Regions from separate parts of the Homo sapiens genome. Here all the other regions are linked to region 1. Evidence: chromatin contacts called from ENCODE Hi-C or POLR2A ChIA-PET data. All regions are on one chromosome and are shown on one strand. Each heading gives the region's core, a stretch centred on a gene start or an enhancer-like site at or near the end of the contact. The rest is flanking DNA. Distances are from core to core; before and after follow the strand shown. Region 1 overlaps LPAR3 (lysophosphatidic acid receptor 3). Region 2 holds the start of LINC01461 (long intergenic non-protein coding RNA 1461). Region 3 holds the start of DNAI3 (dynein axonemal intermediate chain 3).

Region 1 (4,258 bases), core at 739-3,238:
TCAGCTTCTGTGGCCTTGTAGTTGCTTCTGCAACACAGAAGCCTGCTTTCAATGTTTACTGCCTGCATGCCTTAGTAATCAAATATCTGTTAAAATAGAAAAAAAGAAAACAGTTAAAGCTTTGCCTTAAGAAATGCTGAGTGAAATGAACAGATTGTTGGCACACAGGGGCTCTCTTGTTGCTGTGCAGAGAGTCATATCAGAAGGAGGGTGATTCTTTTCAGAGTCAAGCCATCCAGGCACCAGTACTCAGTACATTGAGTCCGGGGGTGTTCGTACTTTTGTCTTGAAATGGCTAGTCCCAGGAGCACCTTTGTCACAGATGATTTTCCTGTGTGCTTCATGGCATTGCTACAGAGGCCTATGGGAGGGAGGCATTGTTTTCAGGGCAGGCCGTCAATCGGTGGGTGCAAAAATGCAGTTGCCACTCAGTTGCTGCCCCTACGCTGCTGTTTGACACATCCCTTCCTGTTCTGACGGGGAACGTGGGGACTGAGATGACCTCAGTGTCTGATGCTGGAAGGAAGACAGCTTCAAATTAAAAAAGAAAATCCCTCATATGGCACTCCATCCCACTTGTTCAAATGCCATCTTGACACCTCTTCCAACACCACATTTCCAGGAGTCTGTCTTCTTTCTTCTGTCTCTGCCATATGTAGCCATTTGTTACCTCAAGTCTGGCTCTTGGTTCTTTCTTTTCCCCCCACGCCACTGTTTCAGACACCTCCCTTGGCAGTCAGTTTAGAAGTGCTTTTCCCAAATCAGTGTTCTTGTTTCCAATGTAACCACTGCCCTGCCCTCTTACTTCTTCCATTTCCTCTGGTCCAGACCCCTTCAGTTCCATTACACCAAATGCACTCAGCTTCTTTTATTCCCCTCTCATGCCCCCTTCTTCAGAACTTCTGGCTTTTCTTCTTTTTAGAAAACTGAAACCTTCCTCTTAAGCTGAAACAAACAATTATTGAATATTTTCTGAGTGCAAGGTGGAGAAACATTTCTCAAATTTGACCTCTTTGAAAAGAAGGTATAGGGAGAGGTTCCAGTACCCAACTACATCCAACCCTCCTGCCAACACCCAGCCTCCTGGAAGGTTTCATGTTCCAGAACTCAGGAACACCCTCTCTTAGGGCTTTGATTTCTGCCAAAGGAGAAATGTGGTCATCGTCTGTGACTCAGGCGTCATATCACTGGGCTAATTCAACATCTGGAATAGTATGGTGTGTGCTGGCCAATGGTAGAATTTTATCAAATTCCATGTTAACATTGTACTTCGAAAATTTCAGCTGGGGACTACTATGTTCATTGTGTATCTATGGCAAACATGTTGGGTGGGAACTGGGAGTAAAGGGTGTTTGCTGGAATTATGCCCTGTCGTGGACCTAGGGATCAACACAGAAGCTGGGATAAGGGGTAAGGGAACCAAGAGTTATTGGCAGGAGTCATCTTCCCTCCTGCACTGACAGTTGTCCCTCCAGCCCAGCCACCTGCTCTCCCTCACCACCAGATTGTTGTTAACTCTGCAGAGTATGTGGCGGAAAGATCCCATTACCTCAAAGAATCAATACTGTTGAGAGATTTGACCAAGTTCACTTTGTAAATTACTGCAGCATTGTGGCTGCAGCTCTGGACCTTCTAGTTCCTGCTTCTTCTAGTGGGTCCCAACTTCTTGCCTTGGCAAAATATACCTGTCCTTGGATGCCTGAGTGACAGTGAATCACAACAGGCGTTGTTTTCATCAAGTCAGAGAATTTACTGCTCAGTGGTGAACCTATTTTATTCTTTATGTTTTTTTCTGCATTTTATATTTTCTCATCATAAACATTTATTGACTACCTTGCTAGGTTTTAGGCAGTGTACTAACTATGAGACATGGCCTCTACCCTGAAGGCACTGTGAATCTGTGCTTGCTCTAGTGGTTTATGGTTGTCAGGAAATGACCAAGATTTATGAGTCAACGGTTGTGTCACATGAGAGATAGATGACATGGAGGCAGACCTGTTCTGTGTGGCTTTTCCTGTGTGTGACTAATAGAGAACCCTATTTCCAGGCTTATTTGAGGAAATGAGAAATGTACTCAAAAAAGATAACTGAAGGCACAAAGAAATATACATAAGGGCTGAATGAGGGGGCCTAGGCTGAAAAAATGCTGTGGGCTTGGATGGTCCATGGAGGCCTCTTTGAGAAGGTAGAATATAAGCCTGATTTCAGTGTAACAGGTGGAGAGGAAAGGGGAAGGCATTGCAGATAGGAGGAAAGGCAGGGTGGGAGACAGGTATACATATGTCTAGGGAGGCCATGCCAGGGCCGTGGGTAGAAAGGGGAGACTGGGCAGACTGATTTCTGGAATAAGGAGTTTGAATAGTAATGACAATCTGGTTTGAGAGACATAAGGGAGCCAGAGACTGGAAGGCCTTGGATCCTAGGGTCCTGTGGACTTCATTGTCAGATATCTAAGAGAGACTAGGCAGATAACATGGGTATATGAATTGGGTCTGGAGTGGATATAAGGAAATAGGGAGGGGTGGTGCCTGTGGCTAACTAGACAGATCATGCCCTGTGTAAAGACAATCAGTTTCATTTTTTGTTAAAAGACCATGCAGGCCCAATTAAATAGGCCTGTGGCCAGTCTTCAGCCCACAGCTGAACTGCCTCATCTGGCAAGAAAGAGCCCATGTAGGATCTTGAGTGTTGAGAAGGTGGGAGTTGCAAAATGCAAAGCAGGGTTTTAGAAAGATGAGAGGTGGGTTGGAGAGGGAGAGATCACTTAGGAGACAATAGGAGAGTCCCCAGGATCTGGGGATGGGAGGTAGCTCAGATGCCAGAGAGAGGCAGAGCTGGTCCATCATGGTAGATGTTGTAGGAAGGCACATTTGTCAGCAGCAGCTAGAAGGCCCATCGGGGCTGCAGGGGAGGAGAAGAGAAGCAGGCCAGTGGGGCGTGAGCTTATGGAAATCTGGCAGGAGGCAGAGAGAGAAGAAGCAGGAAGAGGGATCCATCATGGGAACTAAAATTCAGAGGCAGGGTCAGGCAAGAGCAACACTTAATCAAGCCTTGCCACTTTCCCCAAGGTCTTTGAGCTTTGCCCTGTCTCATTCCCCAGCTGACCTCCCAATCTTTGCTTTCTTCATCTGGCATGAACTCCCTTAATTTCCCTTCCTTCATATCTGAGTCCACCTGCACAGGTCACATCCTTACCATCCTAGCTTTTCACTAGGGCTCATTCCTTCCAGCCAGGAGCTGGGGGATCCACGAGCCTACTCTTGTCCTTATTCTTGCTTTCCTATGAGCTTGATCGTTCAAAAATGTAAGCCCTGACCTTAACTCCCCTTCTAACTACTGCTCTGTCTCTCCCTCCCTTCACTACCAGACTTTTGTTCTTGGTTTTTTTTTTTTTTTCTTTTCTTTTCTTATTTAGAGATGGGGTCTCCCTATGTTGCCCAGGCTGGTCTCAAACTCCTGAGCTCAAGCGATCCTTCTGCCTCAGTCTCCCAAAGTACTGGGATTATAGGCACGAGCCAGTGTGCCCCGCTGATTTTTTTACTCTTGTTTATTTTCTTTTCTTAATACTTCAAACCGTAGTAAGCTAGCTTCTTCCTATACTACTCTAATACTACTGTGTTTGATTAAGCCACCATTGTCTTCCTAGTTGCCAGATTTAGTGATCTACCTTGACCTTCCTGTTATGTGCCTGCTTGCTTCATGCTCCCTTTGATAGTGTCTTCCTCCTTCTGTTCCTTCTCTGCTGCTTGTCCAGTCTCTCCCATTTCTGACCATCTCTGAAATGCCCTTTGTTCCTTCTCCTTTGGGTCCCCAAGTTCTTTCCAGGTGATTTTACTCCTGCAGCTTGAACCAACCCCTCCATGTGAACGTCTCTCAAAGCAGCCTCTCCATCCTCAGCCTTTCAGGAGATCCCAATCTCTGTTTCCAGCTGCTGTCACGTGCACACCTGGATGTCCTGGAGGCACCACAAGCTTCAGCTGCCCTGCAGACCTGCTCTACCTGTTAAATAGGATCTCTGCAATGGGTTTCATCTGCCTTGCCTTCCAAGCTGGAAGTCTTGGTAGTACCATCTCTCTCACCACCTATAACCAATTAATCACCAAATCTAAAATTATTCACCAAATTGGCTGGGTATAGTGGCTCATGCCTGTAATCCCAGCACTTTGGGAGGCCGAGGAGGGCAGATCACGAGGTCAAGAGATCGAGACCATCCTGGCCAACATGGTGAAACCCCATCTACTAAAAATACAAAAATTAG
Region 2 (4,258 bases), core at 1,090-3,589, 230 kb after region 1:
CAGCAGGCTTGGGAGAATCAAATGTAAGGAGGTGTAATGCTACCAAGTTTAGAAAATCTACTAATGCTGCTTCAAGACAACAACTTCCCTCCTTCTAGCTCATTTGAATCCCACAGCAATCAGGAAACATAACTGTCAGGTAATATTTTTATTTCCTTTTGGGATGAGCAAACTAAGCTTAAGCGAGGTTAGGTAATTTACTCAGAAGCACATAGCTAATAAGCAGACTAAGAAGAACTTGGGCCTTTAACTGAATACTGCAGACTTTCTACCCCACTCGCTGACTCTATTAAAAACGCAAACTGGCCAGACCAGGCATGGTCCACCAGTCTTACCAGTGTCACCCAGGTGCTGGCTTGTATTAGGTTGGTGTAAAATTAATTGCGGTTTTGGTCACTACTTTTAATGGCAAAAACTGCAATTACGTTTACACCAACCCAATACTTCCTGATGCCTTTATTTTTACCAAGCAGAAGGGGAATGCACCCCTTCCTCATGCTTCCACACAGGAAAATATACTCTACTAAGCATTGCTGAGCAATGTTGATCTCACTAGAGACTTCATTTCATGGGGATAGAAACATTGGAGAATTTGACTTTGTATCTCCACACACCACATCATCATCACCACCAAAGATGGTTTTTTTCCTACAGGCTCTTCTCTCTGCCTCAGCCTCTATCAGGCTGCAGATGACCAGACAGGGAGAAAAGAAGGGGAGAGAGAGAGAGAGAGAAAGAGAGAGAGAGAGAAAGAGAAAGAGAGAAAGAGAGAGAGCGAGAGAGAGATAGAAGCAGAGCCTAGGATGCTACATGTAAACAGTGAAGTAGATACACCACTCCCAAATCAATGACTGTAATCCAAACTCTAACCACATCCTGCAGAGAGGGGCAGGTTCAGAATTTCCATAAGGAAGAGTGTCACTTAGGGGGCCCAATCTAGCTGGAAGGAATGGGGGTGCATTGTTTTGACACTGCATGTGCAAAGCAAACACATTGTTTTCATTTAGCTTGTGTGCTTATCTGGGGTGACATTGGCAAATCAGAAACATGACTATATGAAAGAGTGTTTGTGTGGAGGAAAAAAAAGACAAAGACAGTGACCAAAGAGACTTCAGCACTCTGCCAGGTGAAGGAAAAAGGTGCAAAGGCCCAGACTGTTCCCCCAGTCGGGAACTCACAGCCTAGGAGGGAGGCATGTAGTCAGTGAAACTCAGCAGGAAGAAGCATGGGTCCAGGGGTTGGGATGGGGGCTGAAGTTCCATCATATGATGAAATACTCTCTGAGCATTCTAGTTTTTTATTTTCCTATTTTGAGACGTTGTTTCACTCTTGTTGCCCAGACTGGAGTGTGATGGCACGATCTCAGCTCACTGCAGCCTCCGCCTCCCAGGTTCAAGCGATTCTCCTGCCTCAGCCTCCCGAGTAGCTGGGATTACAGGCGCCCACCATCATGCCCAGATAATTTTTCGTATTTTTAGTAAAGACGGGGTTTCACCATGTTGGCCAGGCTGGTCTTGAACTACTGACCTCAAGTGATCTGCCCCCCTCGGCTTCCCAAAGTGCTGAGATTACAGGCGTGAGCCACCGCGTCCGGCCCGAGCCTTCTAGTTATGAAAGTGAACTTTGAGACCAAGTTTTCTTCCTCCCGGGACCCACTGACCACCGCCACCTACTTACCCCCAGCCAACAGCTGAGGAGGAAAAGACAAGCTTTCTTGGGAACCAGAGCAGTTTATCAAACCAAGAAGCAGCAAGGCCCCGTTTTTAAGGCCAGGGAGCCCCTACTCCCTGCCATTTGGCCGTTCTGTGTTCTCTTCAACGGCGCCAGTTCGACACGGGGCCTGACTCCTCGACAGCATTGCCTGGTTGGTTTAAATATATACTTACCATGATATATAATTGTGTATAGAAAAAGACACTAGGAGAAAATACCCTAAACATGTGTTTATCTCTGAATGATGAGATTAAAGGTATTTCATTTTCTTTTTTATGCTGTGTTTTCTACCCCCCCAAAAAAATTTTTTTATAATGAATACGCATTACTTTGGAGAATAGAAAAAAAAATTGTTTTTGCTTTAGAAACACACACACACACACACACACACAGGTGGAGGGAAATAAGGAGGGAGAGGCAAGGAGGTGGGAAATAGCCATAACCCAGTCTCAGGAAGCCACGCGTGGCTGACCCAGGCTGGCAGCCCCTCCCGCGGGGATAGGGGGATCTGAGGCCCTCCCTGCCCGCCCGCTCGGCCGCCCGCGTGCCCCGCCCCTCGGCCCCGGCAGAGGGCGCTATGGAGCCGGGCGCTGGTGAGTTCTAGCCCTTCGCCAGGAACGGCGATTCTCAGCGTCCTCTCCGGTGGAGGACAGAAGGCATCCCAGGGTCGCGGGAGAGCCAGCGCAAAGTGGAAGGCACCTTGTACGCTGTGAAGCGGAGATGCAGATGTTACCCTAACCAGAAGCCCACCCCGCCACAAATACTGGAGCGCCCAGCATGCGTGCGCCACCCGCTTCCCTGCAGAGGGCGCCGCGGGCCCGCCTCGCCGAGCGCGGGGTGAGATCCCAGTAGCCCAGAGCAGCCCGCGGGGCAGGCCCGGGCTGCCGCGGACTCCTCTTGGTAAGCCTCCTGCGCCCAGAGCCTCCCCGCTGGAGCTCCACCCTCGCCCGGAGGCGGCTTGTTCACCCAGCGTGCGCCCAGGGGAGCGCCTGAGCCTGACGTGATCCCATTGCCCCCGAGACCCCAAGAGTGATTGCATTGGTTTTGCAAAAAAGGAAGGACGGAAGGGAGGGAGGGAGATAATACATAATAATATGTAGTTGTGAAAAATTCAAATAACGTGTATTTAAAAAATCAGTTCTTTCGGCCGGGAGCTGTGGTTCACGCCTGTAATCCCAGCACTTTGGGAGGCCGAGGCGGACGGATCATGAGGTCAAGAGATTGAGACCATCCTGGCCAACATGGTGAAACCCCGTCTGTACTAAAAATACAAAAATTAGCTGGGCATGGTGGCAAGCGCCTGTAGTCCCAGCTGTCTGGGAGGCCGAGGCAGGAGAATTACTTGAATCCGGGAGGCGGAGGTTGGAGTGAGCCGAGATTGCGCTACTGCACTCCAGCCCGGCAACAGAGCAAGACTCTGTCATAAATAAATAAATAAATAAATAAATAAATAAATAAATAAAAATTAAAAATCAGTCCTTTCTGCTGACTCCAAGTTTTAGAGCCTTACTCCTCTAATGCAAATTTTAAAAATCTCTGAATCTGCCTATCATCTATAAAACCCCTGCTTACCTCTGTAAGCCCCCTACTTCAAGATAGCCTGCCTTTTCTGCTGAACTAATGTATATGTGCCCTGTATTGATTTCTGTCTTCGCCTGTAACTCCTGCCCTCCTGAAATGTATAAAACCAAACACATGCGGCTGCCTCGGGACCACTTACTCAAGGCTTCTTGGGTTGTTTTCCGGGGGCGGAGGTTACTCATACTGGCTTGACTAAGCCTCTCTTTCAGATATTTTACAGACTTTGATTTTTCTGTTTACAGTATTAATCAAAATGTTAACATTGGTAACTTCTAGGGGTAGAATTATGAATGATTCTTGTTTCCTGAATGTTCTACAACATTCAGAAATGGTGTATTTGGGGTTGGGGGAGAATTGTTACTATTTTTAAATCCCATCTACTCTTGGGGCTGTCCTCATTCTACATAAACAGACTAATTCCGGGTGGCAGCTCTGTCTTTTTATCGTGCACGGAGAGATTAATCATCTCCCACCTACACCAAGCAGCACTTTAGGTTCCCTGGGTAACAGAACTGAAGGTTTGTATCTCAGTGACTAATGATTATAATGCCCTTGGCTACTTCCTGTATTTTTACCAGCTCCAGGAGCAGAGAACGTTCCCTGCTGGCTTCTGGGAAATAACAAACACAATGGTGATGCTATCAAGTCTCTGTGAATTTAAAAAAACCTTTACAAAGGGGCATTCTTTCTGTCTTGTTTTTTTCTGTTTTGTTTTGTTTTTTGTTTTTGTTTTTTTGAGATGGAGTCTTGCTTTGTTGCTCAGGCTGGAGTGCAGGAGCATGATCTCCGATCTCGGCTAGGTGCAAACTCCTTCTCCCGGGTTCAAGCGATTCTCCTGCCTCAGCCTCCGAAGTAGCTGGGACTACAGGCGCCCACCACAACGCCCAGCTAATAATGTTTCTATTTTTAGTAGAGACAGGGTTTCGCCATGTTAGCCAGGCTGGTCTCAAACTCCTGACCTCAA
Region 3 (4,258 bases), core at 901-3,400, 210 kb before region 1:
TCAAGATTCTCCTGGGTCCTTCAGCCATATTTTGGCAAGTATACAACATCCACCCCTAGAGACAACTATTCCTACAATGTCTATTAGTCTATACTCTTGTTTCCTTCCTTCCATACCTATTTCCACTTCTTTCCAAGATTGGATATTCACTTATTTGAGTAGATGCTATCCTATTACTTCTCCCTTCCAAATATCTTCTGAATTCCAAGCCCTTCTCTCCCACAGCCTCCTCTGGTTCAGGTCTTTAACATGTCCTCCAAAACTGGAGCTCCAACCCTGTTTTGTGCCATGAACCTTTGGCAGCCTGGTGAAGCCCATGCATCAAATAAAAACATGGGATTACAAAGAAGACAGATTATATGGAAATATAGTTATTAAAATATTTTTTAAATTATGATAAAATAATTTGTACTTTATTAACACGTTAAATAACAAAATCTAGCTGTGGTTCTAATAACTACCTTAATTGTGAGGTAATGATGAGTATAAATAATATATTTACAATCTCTTTAATGTAATATGAAAAGAGTTACTAACAAAGTCACAGGCCTGTGAGTACTACTGTGGTTTGTTACCAATTGAATACATTTCAATTGGTGGTTAGTGAAAATAAATATGTAATTAAAAAAATCCACAGATTCTCCTCCCTGAATCCTCTGCCCTAGATCATGGACACTTAACTGGCCTCTCTGCCTCTGTTCTAACCAGAACAACTACTCAAGAGGCCAACCTCAGAGCTCTCCAAAAATGCATCTCTTATCAAGTCTCTTCCCTGTATAATGACTTTTTATGGGTCCCTATCATTCACAGTAGCATTCTCTTCCAGATTGTAGAAATGGAGCTCATTTGAAATGCAAATTTCCTGGACCTCCTTTGATTTTGCTGGTCTGGGTTGAGCCTGGGACTCCGCATTTTTAAAAGCATTGTGAGACAGTCTTGCACTGGTGGTCTATACACCAGATTTTGCAAAACAAAATAGAGTCTGAACTCACATAAGTATGGCCTTCAGTACTTTCACAGTGTGCCTCACTGCGTCAACCTTTCCAGTTCTATTCCAGCCTCACACGGTTTCCATTCATTCCCAAACAGTCGAGGACTTTCCCACCTCCCTCTCTGGAGAATCCCCTTCCCTCCCACCCCTCCTGCTGCTCCTGGTCCACACCATGCAGGCATCTCTCTGCTTGCTTCAATCTTTCTCATCATTCAAGGCAATTATGAACTTTTCCCCCAAAGCCGAAAGCCTCCCTGACTTCCTCACTCAGGCTGAAACAATCTTGTTCTCCCTGACACTTTCCAGTCATACTATGTGTAATTACTTATGTCAGGCCTCTGCAAAGGCAGAGGGCTTCAAACTCTGAGCTTCCTAAAAGATTGCTGTGAATTCATTTAGCATTCACCATACACAAGAAGAAGGAGAAAGTATTGCGCAGCAATTAGGTACTGGGTAAACTAGTCACTAGGGGAATAAGACAATGTCCTTACTTTCAAAGAGTTTGTGTTCCCTGTTCATCTTCCTCACTGTTTATCTACTCTAGCCCTTTCTAAACAGTCCTGAAGTAATCTATTTCAGCCCACATTAATCTTTTATTGTTTGACCCCCGCCCCTAGACGGATAATCAGAATCATGCTGTTTTGGCATTCATTCATTCATTCATTCATTCATTCATTCATTAACTGACTCATTCATGGTTTATTGAGTTCCTACTATGTACTAGGCAATATGATAGTCACTGGGTATATATAACATGGGAACAAGACAGTACATGCCCTTAAAGTTCTTAGAGTGTCGTTAACTGCTCTCTCGTTGCTATTTTTGTTTCCCTCACGAGGCTGGAAGCTCTTTGAAAGCAGGGAAAGACTTGTGTTTTTTGTAGTCTTCACTGCCACTAGCCTAGCACATTGCTGACACAGCGAGTGTTCAAATACCCTTGAAAGAGTGAGTAAAATACTTGTTTTCCAAGCCGCCTTTCCCATTCAGAGCTTCTCTTACCTGATACTGCTGATCTGAAAGAAAAGGAGCCTCTTTGCAGTGCCCTCAGGAAAAGCTCCTTCGAGAGCTGGAGGTGGGAGTTTGACTCTCCTCTCTCAGAAAAAGAAATCGCAAGGGCACAAACCGCAGCAACTCTGCCGACTGTTGCCAGGACGCATCTGTCGCTAAGAGAAAAGAGGCGAGTCCTCTGCGAGACTGACAGAGCATCTCTACCAATACAGTGTCCGCTCCCTAACAGTATCTTTCAAAGCAGACTTGTGATTGGTTGCCACTATGTGACGTCACTCAACGCGAACCGGGTGAGGCCAGCAGCTTTCCACTACCAAGGAAAGAGTTTTGTGTCTTAAGTATATTAATGACAGTGGCCCGGCCTGACCCCAGGTCTAACAGGCTCGGTCCATGCCTCACACCCACCGCAATCTCAGCCAGAGAAGAATCTTTCTGGGGTGTGGACCCTAGGAACCAGGAGAGAAAATGTTAAGGAGGCTGCCCGCTCAGAATCCTTTCGGGCAGCTTTCCTGCCCACCCCCTGCAGCGAGCTGGGCCCTCCTAGGGAGTGGAGAGGAAGCTGCGCCCCACTGGTTGTCGTGGGCGCCCCAGAACCCTAATGGGTTACATTTCCTTCTTGCCAGAATAACTTTTGTTTAGAATTTGACTCAAGCTGTAAATATGAGTCTCCGGGGAAGAAACTTGAATCCGTGAGTAACCCAAGGTTCATTTTATCTGTGATTAGGAGTCCGGTGGGATTCATACAGTGACGCTCAACTCTCTGAACACTGTTCTCCTCCTTTCCCTTAAAAAATAATTATAACTGTCTAATTTGTAAAGTGGCAGAATTTAATAAAGTAATGTAATTGACTGCTGTAATTGGTGTAAATAAATTTTCACACCTAATTTAAATAAAATCTTTAATTGAGAAAAGGCTGATCATTTATAACATATGAGAGTTCAGGGGGCTGCTGCGGTGGCTCATGCCTGTAATCCCAGCACTTTGGGAGGCTGAGGAAGGCAGATCACGAGGTCAGGAGATCGAGACTATCCTGGCTAACACGGTGAAACCCCGTCTCTACTAAAAATACAAAAAAATTAGCCAGGCGTGGTGGCGTGCACCTGTAAGTCCCAGCGACTCAGAAGGCTGAGGCAGGAGAATCGCTTGAACCTGGGAGCCAAGATCGCACCACTGCACTCCAGCCTGGGCGACAGAGCGAGGGTCCGTCTTAAAAAATAATAATAATAATAACTTCCTAATTTGTAAACTGGCAGAATTTAATAAAGCAATGTAATTGACTTCTGTAATTGGTCTAAATTAATTTTTACACCCAATTTAAATAAAATCTTTAATTGAGAAGAGGCTAATCATTTATAACATATGAGACTTTAAGGATCCTGAATGAAGATTTTTACGTTATGTGCAGAAAGATTATATAGATTCTTTCAAATTTCTGAAGAATTTGTGTTCACAAAATTCAAATGAATTTTACAATACAAATTATGAAGGAAAAAAACTAAAAAAGAGGTATTATCTAAACATTCTGACAACTTTTTTCCAGCTTGTCCACTCCCAGGAAGTGGAAGATTCGTTTTCCCCTGGGCTCAGTCTTGAGTCTTCTTTTGTCACTCTTCGCACTCTCCTGGTGGCGTCGGCATCATATATTCCCCTTAGCTTCAGCCATCACCACTAAACACACTGGACTTCCATTTCTACATTCTCAGCCTAACATATCTCTTAAATTCCATACCTGAATTTCCTCTAGCTACTGGACATTTCCAACTACCTGTGTAGTTCAGTTCATGTTGTTTAATAGATGCTAAATAAAGATTAAATGTAGTGAATGAATGAATGACCATAGCACCACAACTTAGCAGAGCCAAAGTCAACTCATTATCTTTCAGAAACTTTTTTTCCTTCTTTATTTTCTACCCTAGGTAATAGTATCATTGTCCATCAGTTGCAAAACGAAATCTGAAAGTCATCCTTGACTCCTCTTCTACTGCCCACAGTCAACATATCATTTAAGTTCTGTCATTTTTCTTTCTTAATTGTCTCTCAAATAATCCATTTTCTCTTAGCCATCCTCTGCCTCTGCCTTATTTCAGATATGCCTTATCTCTCACCTAGACGGTAGCAATAGTCTTTTGACTTGTTCTATCTCTTTCCCTCTAATTTATTTGCCAAGTTGCCACATAATTTTCCATAGTTTGAATCCTGACGTCACCCTGCTTAAATATGCTCAATCTGGCATATGAAACCCTGTATAAACAGGGTTC

Evidence for each region. Hi-C counts contacts between places; a loop is a spot of excess contacts on that map. ChIA-PET counts read pairs that join two places held with the same protein, here RNA polymerase II (POLR2A). Pooled maps may share reads with other maps.
Region 2: a loop to region 1 is called in a pooled map, with 4 times the contacts of the local background. The contact joins the promoter of LINC01461 here to the enhancer-like site in region 1. A Hi-C loop is called at or near these places in 1 of 168 maps with a recorded cell type or tissue (mesothelial cell of epicardium), 1 of 37 single-sample maps with no recorded cell type and 5 of 50 pooled maps.
Region 3: a loop to region 1 is called in a pooled map, with 6 times the contacts of the local background. The contact joins the promoter of DNAI3 here to the enhancer-like site in region 1. A Hi-C loop is called at or near these places in 1 of 168 maps with a recorded cell type or tissue (naive thymus-derived CD4-positive, alpha-beta T cell) and 8 of 50 pooled maps. POLR2A ChIA-PET finds 5 or more read pairs at or near these places in 1 of 52 experiments (A673).

What each region holds. Positions count from the first base shown.
Region 1 is chr1:84,852,246-84,856,503 of GRCh38, reverse strand. The region is part of intron 2 of LPAR3 (lysophosphatidic acid receptor 3); the gene reads left to right. Among named protein-coding and RNA genes, the nearest start is that of LPAR3, 39 kb to the left of the region's middle. RefSeq lists an enhancer at 1,832-2,081. Within about 2 kb of position 1,988, at least 6 of the 41 ENCODE cell types and tissues checked have a DNase peak (open chromatin) inside an H3K27ac peak, as active enhancers do.
Region 2 is chr1:84,619,112-84,623,369 of GRCh38, reverse strand. It overlaps LINC01461 (long intergenic non-protein coding RNA 1461), which reads left to right and starts at 2,339. Exons shown (of 3, transcript NR_125761.1): 1 at 2,339-2,613. RefSeq lists silencers at 2,137-2,376, 2,467-2,536.
Region 3 is chr1:85,060,219-85,064,476 of GRCh38, reverse strand. DNAI3 (dynein axonemal intermediate chain 3) reads right to left here and starts at 2,150. Exons shown (of 23, transcript NM_145172.5): 1 at 1,991-2,150. RefSeq lists an enhancer at 2,015-2,515.